7 separate regions of the Mus musculus genome follow, and regions 1, 2, 3, 4, 6 and 7 are each linked to region 5. A link is a loop called in an ENCODE intact Hi-C map of the cell type or tissue named here. Cell type or tissue: left cerebral cortex. All regions are shown on one strand.

Region 1 (4,000 bases), 270 kb after region 5:
CACCCATTCTATCCACAGGGTTCTCAGTGACTACTATGTCAGCTCTAGAGCTTCTTCCTGCTGGATTTTCTTTCTGTCTGAGTGTTTCACCCATACTTGACAGGGACCACAGAAACTTCTTCTTCTTCTTCTTGTATTGTTGTCTCTTTCTTTCTTCTCTGTCTAGAGAGGCATCCCTATGAATTTCTACAGTTTTCCCTTCTTGGAACATTTGGAACCAAGCTACAGTCCAGGCAAGCCCTTCCTGTGTACCTGTCCTCGGGTGTTGACCATGCCCTCGGTGTCCCTGTCCCTGAGGACTCATTCTTGTCCTGTGTAGTGATGAGGGTCTATCAAGGGTGTGATACAATAGAAAGAAATATTCTGCATGGCTCTAATGTGGCTCCTAAGAATTTCCCAGGCCTGTACTCCATGGCTATGTCACTGATTAGAATTTAGGGACTAGTGGTTCAGTGACAGGTGCTGGTATTTTAGGAAAAATTCTTGAGTTATATACAAAACTATGGTCTTGGGTACTTGTCCATTCAGCTGGATCAACCATGACTCAACTAGAAAAATACCTTTTGTAGGATGAATAACAAATGAATTTTAATGCTGAATGCCACTGAGTTTATTTAATGTCTATAATTTCTTATAATAACATATAACTCTTTCAAAAATGGAAGATAATTATTATGGAAAGTTGGAAAATACATAAAAGGACAAAGGTGAAAATCACAGTTCTCTGGAATCCTGTCATTGAGAGGTTATAGACTAGCAACATTTTTCTTCTTTATTTTTATTACAAAGTCAGAGTTTGCTCGTGATAACAAATGGCTCCATTTCTAGTCTTTTCTAGGCTCAGTTCTGTCTCCCAAGGCACACTGGACTTCTGTACATTTTCTTACATTTATACTTACATGGCTATTTGGAGAGCTTTATCTTATTTCATTTTGTCTCACCAAAGAACTTAGGCCATATGTTCCACTACAGCTTCTTTTCTTTGCTATTTCCAGACACATGTGTTTATAATATGCATCTACACATCTATAAACACATGATTATGTGTGCATACTCACAAAACCCTACTTTTTTTAGGGAGCTTCATAATGTTTTATGGGTGGCAGGATGCATGTAGATGCCACACAGGAAGATATATAAAACAAAAGTGTATCCTGAGACTTCTTGTGCTCCACCTCACCTGGCCTGCACCCACATGGAGAAAGCAGCTTCATGGTCAGCCATAGTCAGTGCTTCTAGCACTCTGGCTGCAGACTCCACTTGGACAATGTGCTCTATTCTTCAGGGATACCAATCCCCTTTGGTATTCTGGCTACAGAATTCACTACAGAGATCTTGGGATCAGAGAGGACTCTTCAGTAAATATGATGTGTGTCATGGAATCTTATAGCTGCCCCTGTACCTTTCCCTATGCCAAGTACCCCAGGCCTGCCTGGCTGAATCTGTCCACAGCCCAGATACTGCTGGTACCTCTGTGGATGTCTGTACCTCTCAGAATTGCTACCCTCTTCTCTAGTACACTTAGGGCTTGGTATCCAAGTTTGTTCACTAGCTCTCTGCTTTCTGAGCCCCAATTCTGGTCCTCCAGTCCTTGGGCCTTTATCCTATGGTCCCTGACTATAGAATGCCCTTGACCTGAGCAGTGGAGCTGGAAAGCCTGGCTTAGTGAGCCCTCTGCAGGAACATGTGGGGACTTTCAGGTCCTCGGTGGTTTTGGCACATCTTAGGATGTGTTCTCTGTGTCCTCTGTTTCTCCTCCTTCCTCTTCCCCCGCTCATTCTCTTTCTCTCTTCCTTTCTTTTTTCTGCCTCTTTTCTTTGTCCTTCTCTTCCCTACTTTCCTCTTTTCTGTCCTGCTTCCTCTCATTTTTCCTGGTGGACTCCTTTCCTCTCCTTTCTTTTTCCCTTGTTCTCAGTTTGTGTTTATACCCTATCCCTGATTCTCCTACATGGGCTTAAACTCTTACCAGTCTCTGCCATAGTCCCGGAGAGGCCTTTTCACTCTCCTGCCCATGGGTTTTCCCTTATCCTCGGACATTTCTCAGCACTGGGAACATCTTACAGGCATCCATGTGTCACTGTTTCCATCCTCTGCCAGTGTCTCCTAAAGCAGCTGGTTTTCTCACCACCATGCCTACCCTGTCCTTGGTAGACACAAGCATCTCTGACCTTGTCTATGCTGCAGATCCCCATGAAGGGCCCTGAGAACATAACGGAGCCATTGGAACGATTAAGGCTGCAAACTTACTTTCTCTCTCTCTCCAGTCAGCCTGGATTGCTAGCCTATATTCTTACTAAGCACACTAAAAGGTCAGCTCAGAACTGAGACCCAGATCTTATCAGCTCCCTGTTTGATAATGAATGTAAGTGATTCTTAAAGGAGAGAGCTGCAAAGGATGCATGATCGAGGAGGAAGATGTACTGTTGGAATGTGTTAGCATGTTACGTCTGTTTCAGAAAGGCACTGCACGATCCTGGTAAGAATATGCAAGCGTTAACTACCATATATGATAGGTGGGAAGCCTTTGTATAAATAATGTTTCTTTGTTGGAACTCTTAACTTCTGGAGAATAAATTCAAAAAGTGTGATTCAAAGGGCAGATGCAACTTAATATTCAGTATACTCAGTACCCACGGGCACTAAGCCTCACTCATGCCATGTGCTACTCATTCCCACCAGATGGTGACCATGCTCTCAAACGGTGCTGATCTCGTGAGAATAAAAAGCTGAAGTATCCTGTTTGATCTGCACTGCTTGCCAGGCAGTGCATTTCTCACACCTTTATCAGCCACCCCTAGCCCCCTTTCTCCTACTGTCCACTGGCTATTGTTCTGTTTAATTGTCTGTTGCGTAAACTATTCCTATACTAAGAAATCCAGCCTGTGGTCAAACATGGTAGAAGATTCTCTGTTCCTGTGACATAATGCTGAAGGCTGGGAAATATATTAAGAGAAGAGGCTTATTTTTTAGTTTATAGCTACAAAAGTCTCAAGAGCATGGAACCATCACCAGCTTGACTCTGATGAGGACCTTCTGGCTATGACAAGGCATGGACTCAGGAATGTGTAAAAGAGAGAGCAGTCACAAGGTGAGACAGGAAGCAAGAGCATTTGGGGCTGGGCTAATTATAATTGATCTCCTGGGAACTAACCAAGATTCTCACGAGAGCTAATTAGTCTCCTTTGAGGGTGATACCCCTGTGATCTTATAACCTTCCACTAGAGTCCATCTCTCAGCAGCTCTGCTACCATCTAGCATGTCAGCCTAGGGCCCATGACCCCTCTCTCTGTCAGATGGCCTTGGGGAATTAATGGAGCCACTGGAATTTAGAAAGTGCTGACATTCATGCTCTATCTCCACTACTCCCGTATTGCTACATTATTTCTTGCTAAGAAGGTTTTAAAAGGTCAGTGCTAAAACCCTGGAGGAGTACCCATGCCAAATTGCAACAGATGGGGACACTGAAAGATCAGATATCAGTACTTCAGAAGCTAATACGAAAACAGACTGCAGTTTTTATGGAAGCCATAATGTCCACCGATCTTGATAACAAATGCTTAAAGAAGTGCAAGGGGGGGACATGTGTCACAGGGTACAAGTTTCACATGGCAGTTCTGAGTAAGAAAAGTCACAGCATCTGTGCAAAGTAAGCCAGACTCAGAAAAATGCTGCATGTTTTCTCTTATGTACACAGTTGTAATGGTGTCTGTGTTGTGTGTCTGTGTTGTGTGTCTCTGTGGGTAAGTAAAAAAAGAAACTGTGAGATAGAGGGAAGATAGCTAAAGAGGAGAGCATAAGAAGGAGCAATGTGCAATGAAATACAGGTGGCATAGAGCATAGGGGTTATAGGGGGCAGCAAAAGGGGGCGCGAGGGCAAGCAGTGGGGAGGAGTGAATAAGAGCAATGTATGATGTAAGATGATGTAAATGACATAAAGAAACCCATCCCTTTGTATACAGGGTTGAAAACTCATATTTAAAAAAAAGAACATGAAATTGGT
Region 2 (4,000 bases), 350 kb after region 5:
GGGAGGAAGGAGAGGCACTGGGAAGGAGGGACTGAGAGGAGAGGAGGGAGGAAGAACTGTGGTTAGGATGTAATATATGAGAGAAAAAGTCAACTTTAAAAAAAAAAGATATTTGATGTACAACCCCTGTCCTAACCCACATATTGAGAACTTATCTAGAGCCTTTTACCTAGCCTGAGTGAGGTAACCCAGTCACAAAACACAAATGGTATGCACTCACTGATGAGTGGATATTAACCCCAAAATTCAGAATATCCAAGATACAATTCACAGACCACATGAAGCTCAAGAAGAAGAAAGAGTAAAGTGTGGGTGCTTTGGTCCTTCTTAGAAGGAGAACAAAATACTCACAGGAGCAAATATGGAGATAAAGTGTTGAGCAGAGACTGAAGGAAAGGCTATCCAGAATCTGTCCCACCTGGGGATTCAGCCCATATACAGTTACCAAACCCAGACACTATTGTGGATGCCAAGAAGTGCATGCTGACAGGAGCCTGATATAGCTGTCTCCTGAGAGTCCCTGCCAGAGCCTTACAAATACAGAGGTGGATGCTCACAGCTCATTGGACTGAGCACAGGGTTCCCAATAGAGGAGTTAGAGAAAGGACTGAAGTGGGTCCCAACCCCATAGGAGGAACAACAATATCAACCAACCAGACACCCTAGAGCTCCCAGAGACTAAGCCACCAACCAAGGAGTCCACATGGAAAGTCCCATGGCTCCAGCTGCATATGTAGCAGAGGATGGCCTTGTCATGCATCAATGGGAGGATAGGTCCTTGGTCCTATGAAGACTCGAGATGCCCCAGTGTAGGTGAATCAAGGATGGGGAGGCAGGAGTGGGTGGATGGGTGGAGGAACAGCCTCATAAAAGCAGGAGGAGGGAGGATGTGATAGGATGTTTCTGGGAGGGGGGAACTGAGAAAGGGGATAACATTTGAAATGTAAATAAAGAAAATATCCAATAAAAAAATCAAAAAAAAGAAAAAAGCACAGAGGGTAGAAAAAAGATATTTGATGTGCAACCCCTGTCCTAACCCACAGGTTGAGAACTTATGTAGAGCCTTTTACCTAGCCTGCTAACCTCTCCCCAGGAACTGATAAAACACTTATCAGCTTTGTGTTGGTTTGACTCCAAACTCTCTGCCTCTGCTTGTGTGTCTGTGTCTACATAGTTCCTGTACATTGACATATATGTACGTAGAGAAAGGAGGAGAGAGGAGGGAATGTGATGTACCTATCACAGGGAATCAAGGTATTAGCACATGCAGTTGTGGGAACTGAAGGGGCCCATGATTTGCAGTAAGGAGGCTGTAGGACAGGAGGATTAATGGTGACAGCAGGCTCTCCCCTGCCAGCAGAGCTATATCCCTGGTAAGCATTTCTGTTCCACTCAGGTGACAATTGGATGCGGCCCAACCACCCTTGGAAGACTTCTCCCAGCCTACAGATTCCTATGCTCATCTTGTCAAGCGATATCTTCACCCAGAGTCAGAGATGTACCCAGAGTCACAGTTGAGGCTTTGTCTGGCACCTGGTGGCAGAGTCAGGTCTACATGGCAAATGAGCTGTCACAGCCCCTGGGATCCTTTTGCAGTCTGTCTCTTCTGGGAGACTTGTGCCTCCTCCCTTCTGAGCAGCAGCCTCCCTCTCCCTCAGGCCCCTGCTGTGCTTGCACCCACTCCTACTGTGGGCATCTTTCCAGAGAATGCTTGACTGAGCATCTCCAGGAGAGCTGTGTGTTCTACTGCCACCTTGTGGTCATGTCTTTATTTCCCTGCGCAGCCCCAGTCTCTCCCGTGCTGTCACTTCTGTGCAATTCCCTGATGAAGCTTTGCAAATCATTGGTCCCTTGTATATGCTGTGCTCTTCACCACCTTTCTCTTTCTCTTTTGAGAAGATTCCATTCCATTACTCACAAATGATAGGTGTGTAACCCCTATGCAGACTCCTTGTCCCTTCACACACACCTCTCAGCCATCATTGGTCACCACAGCTGTCCCCTGCATGCTCAGCCCATTATTAACTGATTACAAAGCACCCAGTAGTCTTCATTCATTTTTATGTCATCAACACCCAGGAGTGTCTTCCTGTACTGCTAAGTGACCCGGGGCCACCAAGCAGAATACTCTTGTTTACGTCCTTGCCTGTAGCTTTTGGCTGTTCCGTTTAGCTGTTTCTTAGGCTTCTATGAAAGTGTTTCTCCCTGCAATTGCACAGTCACTGAGACTAATTGTGCTCTAAATGTAGAGAAGAATTGAAAATCATGCTATGTTTATAAGCTTAGGTGGGGATCTTAGGTATACTTCTCAATATGTAAGTACATAAGCACATATACATTCATATAATAATAAAGCAATTTAAAAGATGGCCTGCTCAGCCATCATTGGGAAAGAGGCCTCTTGGTCTTGCAAACTTTATATGCCCCAGTACAGGGGAATGCCAGGGCCAAGAAGTGGGAGTGGGTGGGTAGGGAAGCAGGGTGGGGGAGGGTATAGGGGACTTTCTGGATAGTATTTGAAATGTAAATGAAGAAAATATCTAATAAAAATTGAAAAAAAGAAAGAAAAAAATAATAAAGCAATTTAAATTGTGGAACTGTGTCAACAGAGAGTTAGCATCTACAATCTATATAATTTTAACCTCCTTTCCTTTTATTTCTTTAAGATATATAACCAAATTGAAACTTTTTATATCAAAATTATTTAATAAGCAATATAAAATGATCAAACCCACAGTTTATTTTCATTTAGAGCTGTAAACATACTCATTAAAGTTAAAGTCAAACTGGGCATGGTCGCACAGAACCAGTAATCCCAGTGCCTGGGAGGCTGAGGCAGAAGGATTGCAGTTTAAGGCCTGCCTGGGCCACATAGCAAGAAAACATAAATAATGAAAAGGAGCCAACTGTTATCCAGACAAACAAATCGTGTCTACCAGACACATGAACTTAAGCCCTGTGGATTTTCTTAACATCAGTGTGAGTTTGTTGAAGAATAAGATGAGAAAATGAAGGTCACTCGTCGCCGTGGGCTTTAGAGAGAATTCCAAGGAAATTCTGGTATCTCTCATCTCAGTTTTCATGTACAGAATACACATACAGTGTATCAATGTATGTGTGCATATGTACATACATGTGTTGTATACACGCATTCGATATGTGCACACACACAGGAATTGGTACTGAGTATCCTACATTCAAGTCATTTCTTAGGTTGGTGACATTCTGATCAAGTCCACATCTTCTGGGAGTTTAGATGTAAACAACGGGCTGTTTACCAAGAGCCACCCTTCTTCTCCCTGCACAAGCCCCTAGTACTCATTTCTCAGGATCTTTGAACATCATGTGTCAGTGGAATGGTAGGGAGAAAAGCACAAACATTCCAGCCCAGCCTTGGCAGCCTGAATGGGCAGACACCACAGAGGGAAGATCTCAGTGACCTACAGGAGAAACTATGCCCTTGGGTTCTTTCCTTCCTGGCCAAGTGGGCTGGTACATTTTGAAGATGGCACACAATAACCGTGTGTACGCATGCATGGATTCCTAGATGACGGTGTGGAGCAGAACCACTGCCAGCCTGGACTCCTGGGATTGGCTGCCACGGGCAGAAGGAATTGACCTTTGCTTAGCGAGTTAATGACAAGGGATGTGAGCTCCACTGATTGCCACAGCTCAACTGACCCTAGTTCATTATTTTTATTGAATACAAAGGTGGCTGCTAAGTCTTCTGCTATATATTGTGGTTGTTTAGTTTGGGGTTTCTGTGGGACTCCTAACAGAGGGAGTGGGGGTGTCTTTGATTTTTTTTTGTTGTTGTTGTTGTTCTCCTTTGGTTATCATCTTTTGGAAGCCTGCTCTTTTCTGATGAGGCAACATAGGGGGAGTTGCTCTGTGGGAGAGGTGAGGTGGGGAGGAGCTTAGAGCAGTGGAGGGAGGGACAACTGTAGTTAGGATGTATTATATGAGAGAAGAATATAGTTTCAAACGTAAGAAATGTATT
Region 3 (4,000 bases), 420 kb after region 5:
CTAGCCTTTCCTTTTTTTTTTTTTTTCTTTTCTCTTTCTTTCTGTTTTTTTTTCCCCCCACAAGTGTACCTTTAATCCCACTTAGGGCTACACAGAGAAGCCCAATCTAAAACAAAACAAAAACACCTAATCATGTTACACAGGTAAAATACTCCTTTATCATGTACAGAAAACACTGAAATAGAGCATCCCCTCTGAACACAGAACAGCAGGCCCTGGCTTTCTGTAAGCTCCCAACGAAACACAACCATGGCCTTGAAAGAGTTCCTTCTCCCCCAGGTGGTGGTGGCGCAAAGCCTTTAATCCCAGCACTTGGGAAACAGAGGCAGGTGGATCTCTGTGAGTTCAAGGTCAACCTGGTTTACAGAGAGAGGTCTAGGACAGCTAAGGCTATTAGAGAGATGCTCTCTCTCTCTCAAAAAAACCAAAAAGACAGTTCCTTCTCTAGAAGGAAGGAGGGGCAGGGGGAGAGACAGAGACAGTGTGCATGTAAAAACCTGATTCCATAGGACTTAGCCAGCATCTTCTGAAACTCTACATCCCTTGCCTTACAGCCTGGGTTTGGTTTCTTTGGTCCGATAGTCCTAGGTCCGGGGGTGTGCACCATGTAGTCTACCTCCATCTTCTTACTCTGCAAAGAATTGATGAAGGCTTGCCATTCTGTTGGGTAAAAGCGCTTATAGACATTGATCTTATTCTGAATCTGTTTCGGGGGTGTCTTGATAGTAATTCTCCTCTTCCCCGGCCATGGCCTTATAGTCTTCCCCGTGATTCTCCACCACGTACTGAACATAGTCGATGAGGTCCCGAGACAAAGTATTTCCTTTCTTCTCTGGGAGGCTGGCTTCTGCCTTCAGGTCATTTACCACGTAGGGCTTCCATACAAGATTGGGTCCCTCCTCTGCGTCTACTTCCATGGACTTTACCTTCCTCTTACAGAGGGAATCCGCCCTGTTGGGGGTCTATGACCAACCCCATCTCTGCCAGGTTTTGCCGCACAGATTTGGTGTGGTCCACGGTACTGCCCTCCAACGAGCATTCCACGCATTCCAGTTTAGACACTTTCGGTTGACATTGTAACTGACTTTTTGCCTCTGAGTCTTTCCCTTAGCCTTGGGCATCTTGCAAACTGCCGGACCAGCAGCTCAAACTCTGAAACAGCAGCTCAAACCCCGAATCACGCTCTCAGAGCTGCGTGTTAATAGTCCACCTCTAGCCTTTTCAAATGCATGCTGTCTGTGTCCTTAGAGGGATTTTTAACTCTAAAGCTAATTATCGCTAATGCTCTGTATGGGTTTTTATATAGATGCAATCCACCTTAGATGGAAACAAATTCCCTTCAGAATTTGTACAAGCTGTGGCCCAGCACTTAGTTTGCAAATAGTTTTATTGGAACACAGCCAAACTCATTCCCTGACATTTTCCTATGACTGCCCTGCCATGGGGTAGCAAAATGTGTGTAACCAGCTGGCCTCTGACTTTAATTTACTAGCGCTGTTCATGCCCACTCCTGCTGTAGTCAGCTTTTGAACCAAAAACGACAACACTACCTTTAGATCATTATAGACAGCCATTTCAGCACTCATGCGCTGAGTGAACCAGCGCCACCTGCTGCACAGTGCACACTTGCAGTTATCAATAAAACACAGTGGGTCATATTTATATTCAGTACTGTCACTGCTGGCAAAGAGGGCTTGGTCTTGTTAGCTATGAAGGATGTGTGAGTGTCTGAGAGGGAAGGACAAGGTTTTGTTACTGCCACTCTTATTTTCAGTACAGACTGAGATTTCCCCACAAGGAGACTGAAGGTCAAGGAGATGGCATGTGTTCTTACCCTTGGATGTGGCTCTAAGAAACTCCAAGTGGTTGGTTCAGGGATTCCACTAGCAGGAAGCTCAGGGTGTCCATCCTGACCCTTTACACTGAGTAGATCAGAGCCTCTACATCCTGCCCCTTCCTCTGGACAGCTGGCAAGGTGGGGGCACAGACACAAGTCCAGGGCCCTACCTCCTCCAGCCCTTATTGTGTGCCCTTCCACATCTGTTCCTGCCTGATGGTCAGTCAGAGAATCAAAAGATCTATGGGATGGAATCTGAAGCCAGACAGTTGAAAGAGCCTTTGCCTCCTCCCCAGAAGCCAAATCAAACCCCAGCTCGCATGCCACAAATGGGTCCCGGCAGCCAGGGTAACAGACTGCTTATCACTCACTCATTGCCACTGATCACCAAGAGAGACTCTCCATCATTAAAGTCTGGGAGGAACAGTGCTTTTCCCCGTCTCTCTGTGTCTAGTGGTACCTGCCGGCTTTTCTAGGGTTTTGTTCTGCTTCTGTTTTGGTATGGTCTGAGATAAGGATGTCCTCTGTTGTTCAGAATCACCTCCAAACCCCTGGACTCAAGTAATCCCCCTGCTTCAGCTTTCAAGTTACTGAAACCATATGCACACAAAGGGTGCCTGCCGTCCTTCGTCCTGTAGCCCTTGCAAGGCAAAAGAAGCCTCCATCAGGATGTGGCTTGGGCCAGGTCTGGGCCCCCTTGTCAGCAAGAGTCCCTGAAGTCAGCCTCCATCAAGTTCATGGTCTCCAGTCCCTCCAGATGCCTTTGTGGTGACTGTAAAGCTGTCTTTGTCACTGTATCCCTCTAAAGGCAGAATGGGAGTGTTTCACCTTTAGGGGACAAACTTTTTCCATAGGCTGGGTTCTGGCCCTAGAACACGATGCAGATAAGTAGCTCTCTGGATCCTCCAAGGCCACTGTGTGCCCAGAGGCCAGGTTAGAGCCCTGGAGAGGATGCAGTCTCTACAGAGGATAAGCCTTTACCAGTAGATGCTCTGCCATCACCCAAGGGAAACACTGCAGAGATGCCCATGGCTAGATGACATTCTGAATGGCCCAAAGCCTGAATACATTGTCCCTGTGTGTGACCTTCCCCACTGTAAGCACTCACCACTCCTGTGGATTGGACTTTGGCAGCTTCTGGACCACAGCAAAATTAGCAGATATCTCCCTTCCTTCACACATAGATTTGCTGTGGCTCTGGACTGTAGTAGCACACATGATTTTCTTTCTTTTTAATGTTGAAAAGATTCCCCTTTCTGCCTCAAGGAAGTACTTCCTAGCTTTTCCTTGCTGGTCTCAATTCCATCATTGCTGCTTTCTACATTGGAACCCTAGATAAGGGGAGGCATGCACAAGCAGTCAGGCTAACAGCCCAGGTGGCTACTGACAGCAGACAGCTAAAGACGACATCTACTGTGTAGTCTCGCTGCACACAGGGGTGGTTTACCTGCGTGAGAGGTGGGAAGTTTCTTCACACAACTCAGAACAGTGTACAATTTCAACTTGTAAACTATTTCTGGAATTTTCTATGTAATATTTTAAACCATGCTCAGCTATAATGAGACTGCAGAAGCTTTCAGCTAAAGGAGTTCCTGCCTCACTGGTCCATCCCCTGTGCCACCTGAACCCTAACCTGTGGCAGCAGCTGCTGAGCTGTGGAAAGCTGGGGGAAGGCCCTCTGTCCCCTGCTCCCCACATTAGCCAGAGGTCCTATATCTTGTGATGCAGGAACAAGAATCAGTTTCATGAACACACACCAAGCACCAGATCTCAGCATCCCTCATAAACTTCTCTCTCTTTTTTAAGGGAAAGGAACCCCAGCAGGCCATTGATTCAAGGAAGACATGTGATAAGAATTCAGTACATTGTACTATTAGTCCAATGGCAAGGGCAGTAGTTAAAGAAAGAGTGATTAGAACTGGCCTTGGCAGTCAGATGTGATGTGGGGGTACCCAGAGACAAACTAGCATGGACAAAGGTGATGATAGGCCACTGTCGAGTGCTGATGACCTAGCAGAGCAGGCCCATGTATCCTGCCCTTCCTCAAGGATTTGTGCTAGCATCTTACCTCCACTAGGCTGAGCTCCCAGCTTGGCATTTCCTGGTTATGGAGCAGCCTGAGAAGCAGGTATAGCGGAGGAAAAAGAACTGTCTGTGTTTCCA
Region 4 (4,000 bases), 110 kb before region 5:
AAAGTTTTATAGTTTGTTGTCTTTAATTTTTTTAAATAGTTGTATAACATAACTAAGTTTTTCCACATCATTAATCCTAGCTTACAACTTAACTTCTACAGGTCAGCAAGCCTTATTGACATATTAACCTGAATTCTAAAGAGGCTTTTCCTTTTCAATAAGCTTGCCAGGCCTGCTCTATTTCTTTGCACAAGCTCTACAGCTGACTAGCCCCTATACCATAAAGCTTACTACCCAGCCAGAGGCTGCTATGAAGCATACAATAAGGCCAGCTTGCCAAAGTAGACCCTGGGCAAGTAGGGACAGAGAAGTCATCTTACTTTGTGGTTTTTATGGAACATGTTAGCTTAGCTACTTTACCCTTCCTTGTATACTTTTTGCAGGAAAATAACTATAATGATGTAGTTGACTTTGAGGAATCTTGACATTATCTCTTTTTTTTCCTTGCTCCTCATGGATCATGGTGCCCAGTGAAGTATGTAGGTGTCCACCATTCTGTTAGCAGGGAAGCCAAACCTCAAGATGTTTATGATACTTCCCAAAGTCAACCAGAAGCAATAAGGACAATGTCTCCACCACTTAACTGAACTGTCCTGTAGGTCTACCCTACCCAAATGCCCAGGAGCCTTTGCACCTCCTCCCCCTCACTGCCTCCCTCCTCCACTTCTCTCTGAACTATGTTCTGCTCCATGGCAGAATCTCCTCCTCACTGTCTGTCACTCAGACTCCAAACCAACAAGATTTCTTCTTCTTCTTCCTTCCCTGTAGTCTGTGCTCTGTAAACTTAGAAAACAATCGTCCACGAGGCAGCAGCTGTCTTCTACATCTCTCATGATAAATCACACACACACACACACACACACACACACACACACACACACACACACTGTGCAGTGCACACTTAATAAAGTAGGATTCTGTCATGGGAAGAGATGCAGATTTAACGGGTATAGTATGAAGTGAGAAGCCATTCATCATGAGAACTAACTAGATTAAAAGGAACAGCCTAGGAGTGAGGGCAGGAGTGGGAAGTACCACCTGCCATGCCACTTTACCAAAGTTCTTTTGGTACCTCTTTGCTCACAGTAGTTTCTCCTGATGAACACAAAAATCCCTTTGCTCCAGCCTTACCCACCTAGAGAACAGACACTGGAACACTTTCTAAGTATTGGCATCATTTGGAAGACTCCACCTATAAAAAATCGTAAAAAGTAGCCCAGCTGGCAGAAGAAAAAAACCAAGCTGTCACAGATACTGCAGGGGTGTGGCTTGCTGCAAGGGGTCCAGAGGACTGCTACTAGCTGCCTGGAATTCTCCAAAAAGGATCGCCCACAACTGTCGTCTCCACAAAATAAAACCAATGACCATCCCCCTAATGGGAACGCTTCTAGACACCTACAGTTGGCCTTCTCCCCAAACAGATTGGCAGCCGAAAAGCCAGGCCCCCACCAAGGCACTACGCAGTCACTAAAGAGGAAGAAAAGCTTGTAAGTATCTAAACTATTCCGGGCTCCGGGCGCAGAGCTGCACTAGTTTTCTTTCTAAGGGAGTCTGAAAGTGACCAAGGAAGCCTGTTCCTGCTACTGACTCCCAGCTTAGGACACTTTGGCCGGGAGTTTCTAGCTAAAAGAAAGATGCGACCCAAGTACCCATGCACAGGTGGCTGGGGGTCCTGCCCGAAGCGCAACCTGGTCCGGGACAGGAGGGTGTGTGGCCCGAGCGCCCCGCCAGACTCACCACATCCATGATCTGCAGGAGGCTCAGGGAGAAGTACACGGTGAGCGGCTGCGAGTCGTTGGCCACCGGCCTCTCCAGCGGGTTGTAGTTCTTGACCAGCTCCTTGTACAGCCTCCTCTGGAACTCGCCTTGCAGGGACACTTAGGAAGCAGAGCGCCCAGCGGGCCTCAGCACGGGGCCGCCACCCCGCCCCAGAGCATCTCAGCCCCGCCGCCCAGCCGCAACCCGGGACCACCCGCCCGCCCGCCTGCCCGCCGGAGTCTGCTCCCCGGAGCCCGCCGCGGGGAGTAGGGCCGAAGCCGCGCTGAGGTTACCGTGCAGCAGCGCCGCGGCCAGAGCCAGCCAGATGCCTCCCCGCCGGCCGCACATGTCGCCGGAGCAGCCGCCGTGTCCCGCCGTCCGCCGGGGCCGAGCTGCCGCTCCAGCCGCCTCCGCGCCTTTAAAGCGCTGCGCGCGCCCGCCGCCGCCGCGCACCCCCACACGTGACAGCGCGCCCCCGCCTCGCGAGCGCTCTCTGAGCCGCGCAGCTCCGTGGCCGCCCCGGGAACTGCATCCCTGCTCAGCTAGTTGATGGCCTCTGACCCCGAGCTACTTGCTCCTGCTACCAACTGTGCTCTGTACTCACACCAGTAACAGTTTTCAGACCCAGTCCTCCAGGACTCTCTCTGGTACCAGAATCTGCATCGCAAACTCAGAAGTTTCTCCAGCCAGACAAGGTAGACCACGCAGGAGTAAGCCTATGTTTTCCCTGCAAGACCTGGTGTTTCCAGCGATTAGCTCCTTCCTGAGGCATAACATACTTTATCAGCAGAAAGCCTGACCTAGTCTCACTTTCTTTTAAAACAGATTCAGAAAATTGGAACATTAACTCCAATCCCTTTCTGAAAAGACAAGCCAAAACTTGATTCTGTCGGCCTCTTTGATTCAAAGAACAGTAAATGAACAAGTAAGGACTGAGGGAGATCAGCCACAGAGACCCTGGTCTAGAGGTATCTTCCTTGCTGCCATATTGGGAGGATGGTACTAATGAGAGCAGTCAGAAGTGAGTTAGGCTACCCCATTTGTCCCCGGAAGTACAGAAAGCACACCTTGATGACTACTCTGGTTTCCGTTAGCGGAATCCATCCTCTCTTCCCACAGACTCCATAACACCTGTGTCATCAGACTGTTGCTCCAATGGGTTAGAAAGTACAACACTAAAAAAGAGGGACAGGCTTATCAAAAAAAAAAAAAAGTGACTAAACTGGAAGTGGTGGGAAGGGGATAGTGACTCCAGCTGCTTGGTTTGCAGGAGCAGTGGCATGCAATACCCTGGAAATGAGTATCTTGAAGGATTCCCATGTTGATTACTAATAGAAGTATAAAGAGTTGGTATAAGGTTTCACAGCTTCAGGTTAAGAGCAAAGGGGGGAAAACTGTTTTGGGAGAAAGTTCATTTAAAAAAAAAAGCAAAAACAAAAAAACAAAAGACAGACAACTGACCAGGGCTCCCGTCAAAGGAGACCCAGTATTCCACATGGGAAGGGGACAGCAGGCAGAGGCATGTGGCAAACAGTTGGGTGTATATCTGGCACCTGGGTACTCCTCATCCTATGTCCAACAGCAGGAACATCACAAAGCAGGCACTTGGTGAAGGAATGAGCTGTAAAGCATTCACTGCCAGGAAGATAGGAGAGAAGGAAAAAAAAAAAAAACATCAGAGAAGGGGAAGCACACAGCATCGGCTAGAAGCAGAAAACCATCTGCACTGGTGGTGGGATGGAAGGGCTCTCTCTTCTATTCTCAGTCTGAAAGTGCCTAAGAGCCCTCGCTAGCACTACAGAGGGATAAGCCAGGAAAACCAACTTCTCCTGAGTGTGGCCAACTGGGATCACATTACAGAAACCATGATTACATCCTTACTGAGTTGGGGAGTCACATTTAGGGGCCCCCAAACATACCACTAAAGCTATGCCCTGTAAGATCAGCAACCAAGGAAATAATCGTCTTTGGGTGGGACAATTGGTCAATACCTGTTTATGACCTATGCTTGGGCAGACACCTGGAGGCTCTGCAAACAACCCATTAACTCAGTTCCTCAGTTCTGAGAAGACTGAAAGCACCTAGTGCTCTCAATGAGACCCAGTTACTTTCATCTGTGCAGTGTAAAATAATCTGAGAGTATAGAGTTTACTCATATGTGTAGGCTCACTGCTTAATCCCATCCTCAGCATAAAGAAAAGGTAAAAGGAAACACAATGTATCCAAGTTTATAAAGGCAACT
Region 5 (4,000 bases):
GAGGTGGAATTTATCCTCAAGCTGGAAGAAGGGGGATGTCATAGGGCAGTGTGAGAGCTGTGAGGAAAAACTGAGTCTCCATAGGGAAGAGCATGGCAGGACGGAGGAAAGCCTTCTCTGCCAAGGTCTGCCAGCCCCAAAGGCCCTGGAGACAAGGCCTGCGCTGGCAACATGGTCAAAGGGTGGTCCTAAGAATAGAGCCGTGAAGACAGACCTCAGTACCATCCCCGCATGCCCCAATTTCAGTTAATGGGCTGTATAAGGAGTGAAGAAGGTGCATGTTTGAAAAAGTCAAACATGAAAAACTGAGGCCAGACACATGTCCCCAGGATTCTGAGATCACTGGGGGGAAAAGGGAGGGAGAGGATTGGCCAAAGGCCAGATATGACCCTGAGTGCTTCCCAGTTAGAACTGAAGGTATTCTAGACTGGCACACAGACAGAGGCTAAACTTCTCAGAAAACAGACTGAGAATATCACAAGGTATACAGCTTAGGGCACAGGACATGCACACACACACACACACACACATGCATACACACACACACAGGTTGCACACACAGGGTGCACACATTGAGCAAGTGGGATTAGGCTCTTTAAAAAGGGTAGCTAGTCAAAATAGGGGGAGCAAGCCAGTAAGCATTTCTCCCTGGTCTCTGTTTCAGTTCCCGCATTCAGGCTTCTGTCTTGAATCCCAAACTTTGACTCCTCTTGATAATGGATCAAGGTGTAAGATGAAATAAACCCTTTCCCGTCCAAGTTGTTTTTGGCAACGATGTTTACTGTGGCAACAGAGCACAAACTATGACAGTTATCAAGCAAACAACATGTCTTATCAAGCTGAGGCAGGCACTGCCAGGCGTGCACACACCATGCACTCTGGGCATGCAACTCCAAGTAACTTACACTTGGCACCCCTTGAGGGATACCTACATTAGGCACAGGGCAACAGGGACAGTATCAGAACCAACATCTGCAGATGCGTTTGGCATATGATAAAGGAAACTGGGGTTTGGATGACAATACACACAGAGATGAGAAGCAGTTGGGAACATAATGGTAAGCCTTAAATGCAGACACAGACAGAGGCACATGCGAGGACCACCGACTGGACACAGGATACTGAACAAAATAGCAAGCACCATGACATAGGTCACAAGACAAGCACCCAAGGCCATACACAAGCATGTGGGCACACAGCAGCAAGGGACATGCTGGGTACTCCGCAGGAGTACAAACCAGACACTACAGCACACAAACTTGATGTTGGGCAGCCAAGTAAGAGTAGAAAATCCCTGACAATGCTCATGTCTCTTGTGCCCAACAGCTAGCCATGCCAATGGTCCCTCAGTCCCAGACCCCCATGAAGAGAGAACTGTTGCCTCGGAGGCTCAAGGTTATTGGTTTCTCCTGTAGGTCTAAACCACACAATCAGACCTCTCATCAGTTGAGGGGAATCTTCGAGTCATTTTTTTTTACAACAAATCATAGCACTGTTTGAGATCCTTTATGCCTTGGCTTTGCTACAGCTCCCTGAATTCCTAGGCCAAAGGGCAAAGGCCAATGAGATTTGGCTAGCGGTTTGCTGGTTATTTCTATGAGTTTGTGCCATTTTTGGATATCTGGTAGCAAAGTCTGTGAGTGCTTGGTAAAGCAGCTGCAAAGCGAGCCCAGAGAAAAATCATTAGGCTCACAACCCTCCTCTAGAAGTTCAAAACACTTTATGCTTTGGACTTGTATCTTAAGCCTTCAGCCACTAGGTGACGCCAAAGAGTAAGCTATCCAATTGATGGCACCATAGATAACATTTCTAGGATTTAGCCCAAATGAAAATCATAGCTCCAGCGTCAGACAGTGTCTTTGGCAGCTCTCAATGACTTACATACATCTCTCCCGGTAGAAAACACAACAACAAGCCAGTCCCTATGCAGGTGTGGGTGTTGAGTTTCCCCTTAGGCCCAAGCTGCCTACAAGGAAACTGTACTAGAGCTTGCTAAATGTGCCTAAGTGCAGGGAGCCATGAGCGAGGTCACCCAGCAGCCCCTGCTCTGTTGCACTAGAGGAATCCGTAGTTCTCCATTCTCAGCCTCAGCTGCGTGAGCGTTCCAGGCTTGCCAGGCCGCCCTGGGTGGCTGTCCAGGGTGGTGAGCATGGTGTGACCCAACCACAGAGGGAGTCTCAACATCAAAGTCATTTTTGTTTTGACATTGCTGTGGTCTGCTGTTTGTGTCTGTCCAAAACTCCTGCTAATTTTGTTGGCATTGCAGCAGTATTCACAAGTGGGGTCTGTGTGGGTGATTAAGGCCCCTGGGATTGGATCAGTGCCTTACAAAAGGGCTGGAGAGATCCAGAGATGTCCTGGCTTCTATGCTTTTCACCTGCACTGATACAGTGTTAGCCCCCTGTGCTGTGTGAGGATGCAGTGAGAGAGAACCAGGGGAGGGGGGGAAACTCCTCTCAGATTCTCAACTAAAGAGCCATGACCTTGAACTTCTCTGCTCCAAAACTGAGAAAATATACTCTTGCTTATAAATTAATGTTTGAGGTACTTTATTATAGCAGCACAAAGAAGACAAGTGCCTACTTGACTGTTTTTACATTCAGACTGAAGTTTTCCTCATTTTTGGTTTGATAAGTGATTTTGAATTAAAATGTAGACATTTGGGCTATTACATTTACCAAACCGAATCTTTTTCGTTTTTCCTTTTAGCCAGCCTTTTGTAGCACTGGATGGAGGGGGCTGAGCCTCAGTAGTGTTAGGTGGGAGATGAGGCTGGATTCCCACTGTTCCCTGCTGACACCCCACGAGATGGGCTAGTCTCACACGGCATCTTCTAACACCATCATGTTAGAGAGAGGGAAAAGCAAGATGCCTCATTACCGATCCTCATGAGGCCTCCACTAGCTGACAATAGATAGAGTTTAATTAGCACTGATCGTGCGTAAAGATTCCTTCCACGAGGCGAGGCGTTCTCTGCTACCCACATGTGTGAAAATCGGCTACGTTGTCATGTTACAGTTTGGCAAGGCTGGAAGCCTCCTAACTGGTTGTCTTTGGCATTCACAGGTAGAATTTGGGATGTAGGTATTTGTGCAGTGTAGGGGGTTGGTCAGGTGCTGCTTTGTATTTGAATACTAAATACTGCCCCCCCCCCCAATCTGGTTACCCCTGATGAGGAGATCCTCATATACACCAAATGGACAGAAGAGAGGAGCTTGAGCAAACATTCCCAGAACTTGAGGTCAGGCAGGGACCACAAGGAGAATGAAGGAAGAGGTCACCGTGGGGTAGCATGGATCTTAAGCACATGGCCATGAGTGCTGACCTGATGGAGCAGGAGCAACCTAAAAGGAACACGGCAAATATTATCTCAGAGATTTTGCCAGGGAAACAGAAAATAGCATAGATACCTACCCAGCTCTAATGCTCTACAGCTTATTATAAATCTAAAGATCTGTGTCTTTGATTTGGTAACTAAATTACCTGAAGTGAGGGCAAACCCCCAAAATAATAATAACCACAACAGTGCAGTTTGCCTGAAAGTATTCTCTTGCATAAACTGCTCTTCTGATTGCAGAAAACTGGCCTCCTGTGTGTGCTGTCTTGTTAATGTTTTTGGGGTGCTGGCTTCCTGGCACTCAGAGTAGGGTGCAAAGTGAAAGGAAAACCCCAGGAACTGTCACCAGCTCCTCCCTCAGGACACAAGTTCCATAGCCAGCCTGCCATCTCCCTGGCTTCCACACTTTTCATATTTTATTTCTGCAAAATGTTCAAGGTGTTTTATCTGCACCAGGTGTGGGGAACTGAGAAAAGTACCCATCACCTTTATGGAAGCAGAAATGGCCATCAAAATAACTTTTATGTGTGGTCTGTCATTCAGTTCATTGTCTATTCATAATTTTGCTGTTTTAAAGCTGTGGCTTAAGCTTTATTATTGTGCATTATGTTAGCCTATGTAGCAGAGTGTTTTGTGCTCTTTTGTAGTTTTGCTTTGGGGTTT
Region 6 (4,000 bases), 340 kb after region 5:
TGTTTTATCATGAAAATTTTTCCTTTCTTCTTCAATTATGACTAACGGTTTTGCTGGGCTGGCATCTGTAGTCTTTTATAACTTGTTAAATGCTGGTCTGGTCCTTTCTGGCTTTCATGCTCTCTGTTGAAGTCCGCTGTGATACTGATGGCCCTGCCATTGTACATGAGTTGCTCTTTCTTTCTTGTTGCTTTTATTAGTCTTTGTTTTGTATATTTAGTATTTTGATTATTATATGACATGGGTAGTTTCTTTTCTGATCCTGTCTGTTTGGTGTTCTGTACGTCTCTTGGATCTTCATAATCATTTCTTTTCTTAGATTATGGGAAGGGATTTTTTTGTTCTGTTTTTGTTTTTTAACTTTTTACTGATTTTTTTTGTGAATTTCGTATCATGCAGCCCAATCCTTGCCCTTCCACATCTGTCTCCACCCTTACAACATCCTCCACAAAAGAAAATAAAAACCAAAAATAAACAAAACATCTTTTTGAAACCTTGTTGTATCACAGTGTGTCCCACAGTACACCCTTTTGTTCACATACCTTTACCTGCATATGTTCATTGCAATGAGTCATTGGTCTGGTTTGGGGCCTCTGGATTCTGCTATACCATCAACACAGAATGAGGATTCCTCTCAGATATCCTATTGTTTCCTTGTGTCATGGAGATCTTGCAACTTTGGATCTGCAGGGCTGCCCTTTCGCAAGCTCCAGCAGTTCAGATATTGGGCTGGGCCAACTCAAAGTCCTAGAACTGGCCTTGGTGGTAGCTGAGTTGGTCAGCCCACTAGCTTTCCTATAGCCCCGCCACCAGGGCTAGCTCTACTGTGCTGCCCAGGTGAGGTGCAGGACCCACTCTCCTGAGTGTTGTAACCAGTAAGGAGCAGGGCCAGCTCACCCACTCTCGCCCTCACCACCTCACAGCAGATGAGTGGAGGGGTTCATGCTCTTAGGACTGATTCACCCATGCTCCCCCCCACCAGGGCCCACTCTCCCGAGTGCAGCAGCCAGTGAGGGGTACAGCCAGCTCACCAAAATGCTTCAACCAGTGAGGGGCAGACCTGGCTCTGCACAGCCCTTTGACATCAACATGGTCCCAGGAGGCAGCCCAGACCAGGGGCAGCCGCATGGTCTTTACTGGTTAAGATGAGCTACAAACCCCTGCTGCTGCATGGCCATGGACACAGACGTGGCTCAAGTGGCAGGGCAGGTTACTCACAACTGGGCTACTTCTCTCCACCCTCGAGTCTCTGGTCCTACCTCTTTTCATAACAGCTCAAACTGTTCCGCTTCTCTCTCACACACATGGTTGCACATGATTGTGGCTTCTGACACAGGCAGGCCACACAGCTGGTGGGCCTCTGGATGTCTTCCCCTGTCCATGCCATATGACATGGTAGCAGGTGGGCCTCTAGGGAGCTTTTCTTCTATGTTTTTATAATTTATTATGTTAATCAAAAATTTTAGACAGTATGTTGTGATCAATTTCTTTCCACTTCCCCAATTCCTCCCAGATCCTCCCTCCACCTCCCATACCTCCCACTCACCAACTTCTTCGTGCCCCACCTCTGAAAAACATTTTTTAAAATGCAAAAAGACAAAAATACCAACCACACACACACACAAAAATATTATAAAAATTTAAAAATGGTGCTCAATTCATGTTAGCCAATTACTCCTGAGCATGAGGCCTGCCCAGTGATATGATTAATAAGAAAACAACTTTCCCTTTCCCAGGAGGTTTCATTAATGATTAAATACCTTTTTGGTTAGTGGTAGGGTTTTATAAGCCCTTCAACCTCTCAGTTGTGATATTTTGTCAGGATTGGACCTGTGCAGGTCTTGTATGCTATCAGAGTCTCTGAATTCATATGCACGCCATTGCCATTGCATCTAGAAGATGCTCTTTTCTTGGAGCCATCCACCACCTCTGGCTCTTACAGTCTTTCTGCCTCCTCTTCCCCATAGATCCCTGAGCTTGAGCAAGAGTTTTATAAAGGGATATGACTTATGGCTGGGTGTTCCAAAGTCTCTCACTGCACATTGTCTAGTTGTGGGCCTCTGTTAATTCCCATCTATTGTGAGAAGTGTCTCTGACGAGGATTGAGTGATTCAATGATCTATGGTTATAGCAGTATGCCATTAGGAGTCATTTTACTGCTATGTTCCTTTAGCAGAATAATAGTATTATGTTTTCCTATGTGTCCCATGATCTATCAAATCTGAGGTTCTTGGCCATTTTGGCAGTGTCAGGTATGGGTTCCACCTGGTGGGATGGGCATTGAGTCCATTTTTTTTAAAGTGGCTGGTTACTTCCATAACATCGGTGCCACTATTGTATTAGTTTGTATCGTAATCAGGTCACTGTTTCAGGTCTCAGCATTTGTACCTGGGTGGCATTGCTGATTACTTTTCTCCTCCAATTGCATGCAAATGAAGTCACCATATAACGGGGGAAGCAATGTCCAAAATAGATATCTTATGCCATCAACTAAAACCTCTGTGCAAATACTGGTTTACAGCTTACTCAGTCATCAGTGAGAGGAATCCCATGAACAGCCCCCACCCCAAGAATCATAAGCTATTGCCAATGCAATATGGTTCTGGTTATTCTCCTTAACCTGACGGTAAGACCCCCATTGCTGGAGACACATCTTATTTATATTTAGTGGAACATGAAGAAACCAAACCGTTGCTTAGCTAGCAGCATTATCCCTACTGACTACCATTCATGGTGCCCCAAGGTGCTTTTCTTCATTGGTCTTGTTGAGAATATTTACTGTGGCTTTGACTTGGGTTTTTTCTCCCTCTATACTTACTATTAAAAGGATTGGTCTTCTCATAGTGTCCCAGAGTTTCCTTCATGTTTTGTTCCTGGATTTGACATTTGTTTAGGAGTTGACATTTTCTTGACAGATTGATTCAGTTCCCCTACCTTGTCTTAAAAATATGATATGCTCTGTGCAATTTCATCCAATTTATTGTTACGGTTTTTCTCTAGATTTTTTATTTGAATTTCTATCTTTTTCATTATTTCAAGTTTTGATTCTGGCTTTTTTCAGAGATTCTATTTCTTTATTAAATTCTGGTTTTACATCTTGAATTATTTTCATTATTTCATTAAACTGTCTGTGCTTTTGCAGTCTGTAAAATTCAGAATGCAATGGGGCTGGAGAGATGGCTCTGCAGTTAAGAGCACTGGCTCTTCTTCCAGAGGTCCTGAGTTTAATTCCCAGCAACCACATGGTGGCTCACAACCATCTATAATGAGATCTGATACCCTCTTTCTAGCATGTGGGTGTATGTGTAGATAGAGCACTCACATACATAAAATAAAATAAATATTTAAAAAATAAGAATGCAGTACTTCTTTCTGGTATTTCTTCATGTCCTCTTTGAGTTCTTTGATTATTGCTATTTTGAAATCATCCTCTTGTATGTTATCTAAGCCAGTCTCCTCAAGTCACATTTTTATGTGACTTAAATTTTTGTTGGAGACTTCTTTTAGTTATTCATATTTATATTTTTGCAACGGGACTTAGACATAGGTAGTTAGTGTTGTTTCTTAGTAGAGACATTTTCTCTCTCTTTTGTTGAGTGAATGTTTGATATTCTATTGACTATTATCCCATCTTGTCAGGTTGCTACATGAGGCTTAGGGTTCAGTTTTTGGACAATACTGTGTTGATATTAAAGTAGGATTTCAGAAGTAGACCCAGCTATGTTTGAGCTAAATGAGATTTGTAAGCTCAGGAGCAGATTTTCTATAGAGTTAGAGGATTCTCAGAGTCAGTCTTCAGAAAGCTGAGCACATGGGTACTGGCAGTTACCTATATGAATATGGGATTTTTTTTTTTTTTACCTGAAAGGCAAGTGTGGAACTTGGATCCTTACGTGAGCCACAGAAGTGGGTGGAGTTGTTGGGGTATGTCCTGGGCTAGAGATGAGAGCAAGGATACTCCTCAACTAGTGACACAAGTCAGGCTTCCCTACCAAAGGGA
Region 7 (4,000 bases), 830 kb after region 5:
GCGTGGTTCAATCAAGAGCTCCACATCAGGGTCCCAGAAGGTGAGTGAGCTTTGTTTGAGGCCCAAGGGCAGATGGATAGCAAGGTCAAGGGACATGGGTCTCTACTCTGTTTGATTGCTGCTCCAGTGGGCTCTCGTCTTCCAGGTGTATGTGTGTGTGTGTGTTATGTATATATACTTTCTACTGCATCAAACTCCTTTCTTAGGGGGTGACTCCACATTTCATGCCTCTATGTCCCATGTCTGATGTCTTCATTCTCTCACTTTCAGGATGTTGTACTGGTAGCCGTGGCCAGTATCCTCACGGCTCTGAGCCATGACATCCCTTGTCTCCACACGGGGCACTGTGAAAGGGTTCTTATGTGGCTTGCTTGTCCTTGCTTTGCTCTGTTCCAGATTTATAGAATTACTGAGGGGACTTAGAGGTATACTGCTGCTTCTAGAAGACGTGAGGGTGGCCCTGAGTGAGCCCTGCGTTTGGTATAGGTTTCTGTGGCCTCTGAGCAGGCTGAGTGGACGTCCCATTCTGTTAAAGGCCACTTACTGTGTTAGGGTCACTTGTCTTCTGCACCTGGTCTGTCTAAGGCAACAAAAAACTAGCCTAGGAGTAGGTGGCCTTCAGTACCCTGGGCTGCAAGAATGGGTCCTTTGGACCCAGGTTACCATGGCCCATACAACTGGAGACCTGATTAAGAAAATCAGACACAAGTTAACTGTAAAGTTAGGATCTTGTGGGCTATGCCCTCGGATGGAGACACACTATGTGCTTGGTTACTCAGTGTGTTTGTTACATACAAAGTAAATGAGGAGGCAGGTCAGCTAGTGTGTGTTTATTATATACGGTATGAACAAGGAGACTAGCCAGCTAATGTGTGTTTATTATATATAGTATGGACAAGGAGGCTGGTCAGCTAATCTTGGTAGATGGTCTCTATAGAGAAACGGCCTCAGGGGATTTGACCATGAAGTAATCTGGGATGAAAAAGCTCTGTACAGTTTGCACTACTCACTACTGTTTTTTAGCTAAATGTCACCCATTCTTCAACATCCATCCTTGCACCAGGGAAAGGCCTTGCCATCCTATGAATCTGAGGCACTGGTGTTCTTGACATGGTCATGCTCATGACGTGAATGCTCATTCAACAAGTATACACTCTCTTCCCACAGTAGGTGGCCTGATAGGTCATCTTACTCAGCTGCCCTCAGGTAGAGCCCAAGGAGGAGGTAGAGGCTCCTTCCAAGACACTGCCCCTACAGAGGGTGAAGGAGGCAGGAAGGAGAGGGTGTGAACAGAAGGGTGCACCACTGCAGTAGCTCTTTCTGACATTCCAGCCAGTGCCCTGGTCAGTGTTGGGGACAGAAGCCAGGACAGCAGCGCGATCCAGGTGAGTGCCTCAGGGAAGGTATTCCCTCAGGCAGGACACTGGGTCATCTTAGGAGCTGACCAGGCGGTTGATCTCATAGCACAGAAACAGCTAGGCATTTATCCATCCAGTTGTTTCCTAGCGTCTGATGTCCTAGGAACCTGAAAACACACACAAAGTCAATAGGAAATGGTTTATTTTTAAAGGCTTTTTACAAGTTTCAAGAAGATCCATCCCCAGGGGCTCCTTGTGGGTGGTAGAAGGTACAGCTCTGTTCTCCCAGGTGTGTGAGAGTTAGCAGTCTTTCTGTAGAGCCCGCACGCCCACGGGTGTCCTGTAAATTAGTATTCACAAATCTACCGCCACACTTGGCAGGAACGCGACATTCACATGCCTCTAGCTGTGCCACTGCGCATGACCCTCCTTCCCAGAACACAGCCGCTCCCACTGCTAACTGATAAGCTCCGGAAAGGAAGCAGGCTGTGCTGTTCTGGAATTCCATGTCTCTGTTGCCCTCTGCCGGGTGCTTACCCTAGTGAAGTAGCAGAGTCTGGGTGTGGGGAACTCAGCAGATGGGAGGAACACACTGAGTGTGGTCAGCATTGAAAACTAGCACTTCTCTCTCCTTTCTGTTCCCCCTCCTCCTCTTCCCTCTCTGTCCCGCTGTCTCTCTCTCTCTTTCACTCTCTCTCTCTCTCTCTCTCTTTCACTCTCTCTCTCTTTCTCTCTCTCTCTCTTCCTTTTACTCCCTCCTCCCCCCATCCTCCAGGACTACACATTTGATTCTACTTCAAATTTAAGAGGGTGTCCCTCCCCTTCCAAGGTGAACTCATCCCATGGCAATTTATGACCCCCCCTCCCCCAAATCCTAATTCTCCAAGTCCTCACTGCCAGATCCGGTCCCTGGCACCTCTCCCCCAAATCCCGAGTCTCCAAGCCCTCCTTGCCAGAACCAGACCTAGTTAAAGGCTCAGTGTAGCCCCGGGCATGATCATGACACTCCTCAGGCCAAGAATGAGATCACCGAAGGGAGAAGGAAGGATGGTTCTTCCATCTGTTTCTGTTACACTGTGTAGGAGTGTTACTCTGTAGCCCAGGCTGGTCTTGAACTTACAGCAATCCCCCTGCCTCAGTCCCCCCTTCCCCCTCAGGCTTAGATTACAGGGGTGAGCCACTTAATCTGTAAGGGGATAGTGAGAAACAAGTTCCCAAAGTATGCATGTTCCTTTGTTTTTGTAAACACTTGAGATTCCTTTGTCCTTAGGAACTTGGTGCTCTTCCAAGGGTGATCCTGCCTGGCCCTCTGTTGTCAAAGACACTTTTGGCCTTTGGCCTGGCTGGTCAGCTTTTCCTGTTAGGCAGCTCCTCACTTGGCCTTAACACCACCCCCACCCCAAAAAATCCCAATATCCAGCCAAGGGAATTGAATCAGTGACTGAAGGGCAGCTACCTCTATGCAGGAGGCCCAGCCTTCCGCAGCTGTAGGAAAAGCTGCCAGGTGGCCATGTGGAACATGAAAACCCTGTCTACATTTTAATTTGCTAAACGATACAGATAAAATTTGGAATTGAAAATGGAGGTCTTGAACATATTAAATGGTAGCACAGCCTGGTAAACTGTACCTTAGATCCCCTTAGAAAATTCCAGCACAGGTCCTGAAGGACATACACAAAAATGCTTATCTCAGCATTCCACGTTGCTGCAAATAAGAGTGCCCTGGAGCTCACTGGCAAGGGTGTGCTGGGATCCCTGCAGCTCTGAACAATGGACTACTATACAGTACTTAAAATATCAACACAGATAAATTCTGGAACATATGTTATCAAAACAATAAGCTTCTCATAAAATCTCCAAAACACACAAGGAAATTCTAAAAATGACATGTCCTTTTAGGATAGAGGTGGTTAGCTCTGTCTGTAATCTTTCTTTCTTCATGTGCTAGATGCAATCATTTTTCCTTTTCTTGGCCTCTGTGGTGGTTTGAACAGATTTGGCCCCCATAGATTCATGTGTTTGACTGCTTGGCCCACAGGGATTGGCACTACTGCTAGGAGGTGTGGCCTTGTTGGAGGGGCTGTGTCACTGTGAAGGTGGGCTTTGGGGTCTCAGTCCTAAGCTCCACCCAGTGTGGAATTCGAGTCTCTTCCTGGCTGCCTTCAAATCGAGATGAAGATCTTTTGGCTCCTCCAGCACTATGTCTGCCTGAACGCTGCCATGCCTCCTACCGTGATGATAATGGACTGAACCTCCGTAACTGTAAGCTGGCCCCAGTCAAACATTATTGGTAAGACTTGCGTTGGTCATGTAGTCCCTTCACAGCAATGAAACCCTAAAACAGCCTCCTTCCTTTTTTTACACGGCTCACCTGTCTGTCAGCCTTTCTTATGATTTTGAAATCAAAGCGGTGCTTTCACAATTGAGAATTGGTTTCATCCTTCTCGAAGAAGCCCAGGTGCAGCAAGGAGTGCCCTGCCTGCCTCTAATCTCAGAGAAAGAATTCTACAGCGCTGGCTTTTACCAGCAGCTCTCTTGCCTCCTCAGCCCAGAAGCTGCACACAGGGGCCGAGCCAAACTGGCCTGCCCTCTGTATCCCACCACCCTCTGTAGCAGCTGCAGCCGAAGACATATCTCAGATC

Evidence for each region. Hi-C counts contacts between places; a loop is a spot of excess contacts. Peaks named below come from ENCODE experiments on the same cell type or tissue, not always from the same donor. Only the 100,000 strongest peaks of a DNase experiment are listed, where the experiment ranks them.
Region 1: it touches region 5 in a loop (2.7-fold over the local background); 8 of 42 quality-filtered maps call a loop at or near these places.
Region 2: a loop joins it to region 5, with 10 times the contacts of the local background. A loop is called at or near these places in 17 of 42 quality-filtered maps.
Region 3: it touches region 5 in a loop (6-fold over the local background); 7 of 42 quality-filtered maps call a loop at or near these places.
Region 4: it touches region 5 in a loop (2.8-fold over the local background); 5 of 42 quality-filtered maps call a loop at or near these places.
Region 6: it touches region 5 in a loop (4-fold over the local background); 2 of 42 quality-filtered maps call a loop at or near these places.
Region 7: a loop joins it to region 5, with 5 times the contacts of the local background. A loop is called at or near these places in 2 of 42 quality-filtered maps.

What each region holds. Positions count from the first base shown.
Region 1 is chr7:63,588,825-63,592,824 of GRCm38, forward strand. All of the region lies in intron 1 of Otud7a (OTU domain containing 7A), which reads left to right. Among named protein-coding and RNA genes, the nearest start is that of Otud7a, 150 kb to the left of the region's middle. In left cerebral cortex, a CTCF peak has its summit at 1,681; a DNase peak (open chromatin) is centred at 1,030; H3K27ac peaks cover 1,331 bases.
Region 2 is chr7:63,670,453-63,674,452 of GRCm38, forward strand. All of the region lies in intron 4 of Otud7a (OTU domain containing 7A), which reads left to right. Among named protein-coding and RNA genes, the nearest start is that of Gm39023, 180 kb to the right of the region's middle. In left cerebral cortex, a CTCF peak has its summit at 1,755 (motif pointing left); a DNase peak (open chromatin) is centred at 1,686; H3K27ac peaks cover 210 bases.
Region 3 is chr7:63,736,369-63,740,368 of GRCm38, forward strand. The region is part of intron 11 of Otud7a (OTU domain containing 7A); the gene reads left to right. It also overlaps the pseudogene Gm18804. Among named protein-coding and RNA genes, the nearest start is that of Gm39023, 110 kb to the right of the region's middle. In left cerebral cortex, a CTCF peak has its summit at 1,618 (motif pointing left); a DNase peak (open chromatin) is centred at 1,608.
Region 4 is chr7:63,210,371-63,214,370 of GRCm38, forward strand. Chrna7 (cholinergic receptor, nicotinic, alpha polypeptide 7) reads right to left here and starts at 2,156. Exons shown (of 10, transcript NM_007390.3): 1 at 2,052-2,156; 2 at 1,738-1,877. The coding sequence starts at 2,106. In left cerebral cortex, a CTCF peak has its summit at 2,282; DNase peaks (open chromatin) are centred at 1,561, 1,714 and 2,224; H3K4me3 peaks cover 1,427 bases; H3K27ac peaks cover 463 bases.
Region 5 is chr7:63,320,507-63,324,506 of GRCm38, forward strand. No RefSeq gene overlaps it. Among named protein-coding and RNA genes, the nearest start is that of Chrna7, 110 kb to the left of the region's middle. In left cerebral cortex, a CTCF peak has its summit at 1,757 (motif pointing right); DNase peaks (open chromatin) are centred at 1,790 and 2,949; H3K27ac peaks cover 404 bases.
Region 6 is chr7:63,655,795-63,659,794 of GRCm38, forward strand. The region is part of intron 4 of Otud7a (OTU domain containing 7A); the gene reads left to right. Among named protein-coding and RNA genes, the nearest start is that of Gm39023, 190 kb to the right of the region's middle. In left cerebral cortex, no CTCF peak of the experiment used is centred here; no DNase peak of the experiment used is centred here.
Region 7 is chr7:64,154,067-64,158,066 of GRCm38, forward strand. Trpm1 (transient receptor potential cation channel, subfamily M, member 1) reads left to right here. Exons shown (of 27, transcript NM_001039104.2): 1 at 1-40. Among named protein-coding and RNA genes, the nearest start is that of Trpm1, 2.2 kb to the left of the region's middle. In left cerebral cortex, a CTCF peak has its summit at 1,885 (motif pointing left); a DNase peak (open chromatin) is centred at 1,776; H3K4me3 peaks cover 444 bases; H3K27ac peaks cover 2,913 bases.